Linked DNA regions of Mus musculus: region 2 is linked to region 1. Evidence: chromatin loops called from intact Hi-C (ENCODE). Cell type or tissue: heart. All regions are shown on one strand. Region 1 has its middle 36 kb from the start of Gm39023. Region 2 has its middle 8.0 kb from the start of Gm32345.

Region 1 (2,500 bases):
CCCCTAACAGTAAAGGCTCCATCTGCTCTCTATCTGTTCTTCTCTATGGGAGAGGTTGTTGGCTCTTCTGGGGTTTTGGCTGCCTTCCTCTACGTGGAGTCTGCTGGCCCTCAACTACATGTCAGACCTACCATATGCAGGCAAGACTGTGGGTGGAGATGTGGGGGAACTGGCTAATCTGATTGAAGGGGGGGAGTGGCCACTGCCTGGAAAAAAGATCACTCAGCACCCTCTGCCCTGGTGTTAGTGTCTACCAGGGTCCTGGACCAGCTCTAGGTGCTCAGCTCCTTGCTTCACAATGGTTGCTTCATCTCTGTTGGCATCTCTCAACATGCCTACCCTACAGATGTAGAACTGAAGCTCAGCAAGTTGAAGTGACTCAGTTGGACTCACATGGCTGGATACATAGTTGCCATTGGTTATGGTGTCAGATTAGAGGCAGTAAGAAAGAGGGACTTTCCATCTGGAGAGTCCAGAAAGTTGCTAAAGCTGACACCAGATAGGACGTGAGCAGAGGACAGGGAGGAAGGACAGAGTGCCAGTGTCCATGGCAGAGTGGGAAGTGCCCCAGTGTTCTTGCCTACCCTGCAACAAGAGCTTTAACAGAGGGGAAGCTTTGGACACAGAAGGGCAGGGGATGGAAGAGCTCAGAACTGGATCCTTCCTGTAAGCCCTCCCAGTCACAGACACAGAGAAGAAACTTCCAATCCAGGGAGGGTCCTGTTTGGAGAGACCCTGGAGCTCAGAGCTGGATCTGCTGAGACCTGGAGCTAGTTATGAGCAGAAACCAAAAACAGGTTTGCTGATGAGTCATCTCCGGGAGTACCCAGCAAGAGGCAGGGGGGAATGTCCTCTTCCCTGCCCACCAGGCAGGGCCTGGCCCTTCCTGCTCCCACCACAAGCAGCTTGTGCCTCTCTTGCTTGCTTCCAACTCCAAGACCATTGAGCAGAGCAGCCTGCTGGATGACTTCCTGCATGGGCACCCACCCTTGTTGCTGTGTCTAGACAGCAGCTGCTGCCCATGTTGGTGGAGGGTCCAGGAGCGACACAGCAGGGGGCTGGGGACTGGCTAGAGCTATGTCTGAAATCTTGTTCAAAACCACAGGCAGGGTGAACTGGTTGGAAAATATTCCTTCCTGGAGACATTGTAGCCCTGCCTCCTTGAATCAGCCAGCCACTTCCTTCCTGTGTGTATCTTATACATGCTAAGGGGGTGGGCTCAGCCCTGGTGTTTTTTTGTTTCAAGGTTTTTGTCTGTGGTAGTCCTTTGGTGTGTTGTAGGGCACAAGAATGGGGCTGCTGCTAAAGGGACTTTGTCACAGGGTTGTGGGAACAGCTTGGGCTAGTGTGTAAGGTGAAAGCTTTTGACTGTGAGAGTGAGGAAGAGCCCTGGCGTCACGTCTGGATCCTCGTATGAGGCAGTTTCATCACAGACAGGTCACAGGAGCTGGCTCTGATTATTTTACAGGTAACTAACTGCTTAAGAAGGCCAAACTGCTTAGGGCGTCAAAGGCAGAGAGGCTAGACTGACTTCCTGCCTCCCACGCCTGAGCCCTTCCGGCAGTCAGTTCATAGGCCCTTCAACACTGGCTCAGATCCTGCTCTTACTAAAAATCCTGCCAGCTTATTTCCTGAGAAGCCAGGGCGCTTTCGGTTTATTAACATTTTCTTTCTCTTGGAGTGAACAGGGCTGCTCAGCAGCGGACGCACCAGAAGTAATACAAGTTACCTGGAAAACCTATACACATATGTGCATATATAAACACACACACACACACACACACACACACACACACACACTACGTGTTATGGTCTACAAGATGATACAAGTTTCAAGAAAAATCTGTATTCAGCCTACAGGTGATGACTTTCCGTTGGCATGTGTGCACGTTTGTCTGTCCCTGTAGATGTCTGTACATACACATGCCAGTGGCCTGACAGGACTTTTTGACTAAGCCATAGTGTGAAATTGGTGTGTATTCAATAGAAACCATACACTGAATAGTGAGTTTGGACTTTTTCTCAGGCTAGTGGTATATACTACAATCCCTTTTCATGATGCTGGGCCCCGGCTTTGAGCTGACACATCTAAGAACTAGAGACCAGTAGAGGAAACAGTCAGTCATCGCTGTGCAGTGCGTGCGGCTACGCTGGAGGTAGACAATCAGCAGAATTTTTTGGCGGGGGGTATTTTTCAAGATAGGGTTTTTCTGTAGAGCCCTGGCTGTCCTGGAACTCACTTTGTAGACCAGGGTGGCCTCAAACTCCGAAATCCACCTGCCTCTGCCTCCCGACTGCTGGGATTAAAGGCATATGCCACCGTGCCCGGCGACAATCAACACATTAATTGTACTTCACACATTTTTCATGTATGGTGATTTTTGAGTGAGTGCGCACACGTGTGTGTGTGTGTGTGTGTGTGTGTGTGTGTGTGTGTGTGTGTACACTTGATATCATTAGCATGAGCCAACACCCATCCCACAGAATTACAGATTGTCTG
Region 2 (2,500 bases), 69 kb before region 1:
GGCTTTGAACAAGGGTGACTTCTCTTTTGGGTATTCTGTCTTGTCTTGTGGGGCTTCTTTGAGCCCATTAACTAAAGGTCAATGGGAGGATATGATGCCCATGTCTCCAGAGGTTATAAGCTTCCTTCAGCCTTCCTTTATGTTACATGTCACTATAACAAATAGTAAAATCAACTCAGTTTAGAAAGGGATGCACATGAGTCTTTTGGCTCATGGTGTCATAGGGTCAACCATAGCCAGTTAGTTCCTTTACTCTGATAAGGCAGCATGTCGTACCAAGAGGGAGTAGGAGGGGCAGTGCCACTTACCTTTTTCCATGAGGTAGAAGAGAGGGAGCCAGGTACCCACTGTGCCCTTGATGGGCACAGTATCATGACCCTTAGACTTAGACCCAAAGACTTCATCTACCAATATTACCACACGGACACCTGGAAGATGCTTCCAACTCAAGCTATAGCACTCTCCCTGGATACAGCTACCCTTTGTCTAGGCTTCTAGAAAATGTCTATTCCTAGCCACAGAAGTTATACGGTTGGTTGGAGGCCAAAATTCACTGCCTAGGGAAGAGGCAAGAGATCTGGTCAACACCAGAGGCCAAATTTATGTCTGTGGCTGCTCCTGGATGCCAGAAGTGGAAAACAACAGCCAGCAGGGTCAGGTGTGTGACTGGGTCTGTCCCCCACGGTCTGTATCCACGGTAGCTGGTGGACAGAGTTGGTGGCGGCAGGGAGAAGAACAGTTGTGGCCATATCCACCTTTTGATCCAAGAAGACACAGTGGTGCCCATGCTGTAAGCCGTTTCAGTCTGCGTCTGTAAGAAATTCTAAACACTAATAAAGGAAGGCATTTCAGTTGATGTTGGGATTGGCTGAAGCTACACAGACACTGTTTCCTAAGATTAGGAGAGGTGTGTGTGCTGAAAGCACCCAAACATGTTAATAGCTATAAACATATCATCCTGAGGTATGTGTTGGCACAGGATACTTGCGGCCGGTTCTCAGTTGGAGTCTTGCCCCGGGACAGTGTAGTTCACCTCCTCTGCAAATGTTCCCGTATTGTGTAGGAACTTCCGAAGACAGCAGTAACCATAGGGTGGGTCTGTTTCCATAAACAGTTGTGTAGGGAAAGGGTCCCGGAGGCTTTAAAAATACTGACAGGAAAAAGAAGGGCCTGCCACTCATGACATCACCGCTGAGAGCTCTTTTTTTTTTTTTTAAAGATTTATTTATTTTATTTTAATATATGTGAGTACACTGTAGCTGTCTTAAGTCACTCCAGAAGAGGGCATCAGATCTTGTTATGGATGGTTGTGAGCCACCATATGGTTGCTGGGATTTGAGCTCAAGACCTTCGGAAGAACAGTTGGTGCTCTTAACCGCTGAGCCATCTCACCAGCCCCCTGAGAGCTCTTTCTAAGACGGAAGCTGCATTGACTGCCCCAGAGACCTTGAGGGGGCCCCCAGTAGTGGAAAAGAAACAATACATCCTCTAAGAAGCAAGTGTCAGCTTTTACTGATACTTGGAAGTGGGATTCATTAGTATGTGTGATATCCAAACAGCACATCCTTGGGTCGCCCTGTGACAGGGTGAAGAAAGGCCCCTCTGCAGTTGGTGGCAATTTGATGGAGCACTGTATCTGGCTGTGTCCAGGCCAGGGGAGGTGTGCTGTCAAATGGGAGTGAGTGTGTCAGGCTTCCATCATCCTAGAGAGCAGAGACTGGTTCACAAGCCACATCTGCCTCTTTAAGGATGGACTTATCATGTGTCCTTGTCTGTCTGCTGCTTTCAGGGATGTGGTGTCACAGGGTTGGTTATAATGAGCAGAGGTTTCTTTTGGCTCAGTCTTTTACAGACACAAGGTCTGTTGCTCACGTCTGATTGCCTTCCTCCCAGCAGAGTAGCAAGACAGCACATAGAGAGAGGCACGGGTGTGCATTGCATGTATCACCTCTGGATTCTCTTTTTATGAATCAGTCATAGGGACTTCACTCCTAACCAAATACCTTGCTCTAAATAAACATCACAGTGGGATTAAGCTTCTGCCTCTTTTACCCCTCACAATGGTTTAACTCCCCCCATGCCTTTCTGTTGGGAAGGAACCAAATCCAAACCACAGTACCACCCTTGGAAACAGCCTACAGACTGTGAGCACCCCAATGCTTGAGACACTCAAACAAATGGTAAGACACTGCTTGGCCGGGACACCATGGAGAAAGCTTTGTGTTCTAGAAGAACCACTTACCATGCGCAGGGTGGGCTGCCTGCTTTAGGTGATTCACAGGGCATGTTCATGCAGACCCTTGGAAACACTCCTTGTAGCCTGCTAGCCATTCACCTGCTGAAGACCTTAAATGACAAGTTAGGCATGTGATTTGTGCCGAGGACACACAGAAGGGCTCAGTCTCTCCAATCAAATCTCATAAGCGCCATGATAGAACATTTACTGTGAGCAACACTCCTCGGGTCTTACATGCAAAGCAGTGTGTAAAGACCCAACTCT

What was found. Hi-C counts contacts between places; a loop is a spot of excess contacts. Peaks named below come from ENCODE experiments on the same cell type or tissue, not always from the same donor. Only the 100,000 strongest peaks of a DNase experiment are listed, where the experiment ranks them.
Region 2: a loop joins it to region 1, with 2.3 times the contacts of the local background. A loop is called at or near these places in 3 of 42 quality-filtered maps.

The regions. Positions count from the first base shown.
Region 1 is chr7:63,815,230-63,817,729 of GRCm38, reverse strand. No RefSeq gene overlaps it. Among named protein-coding and RNA genes, the nearest start is that of Gm39023, 36 kb to the left of the region's middle. In heart, no CTCF peak of the experiment used is centred here; a DNase peak (open chromatin) is centred at 1,549; H3K27ac peaks cover 864 bases.
Region 2 is chr7:63,883,751-63,886,250 of GRCm38, reverse strand. No RefSeq gene overlaps it. Among named protein-coding and RNA genes, the nearest start is that of Gm32345, 8.0 kb to the right of the region's middle. In heart, a CTCF peak has its summit at 1,287 (motif pointing right); a DNase peak (open chromatin) is centred at 1,000.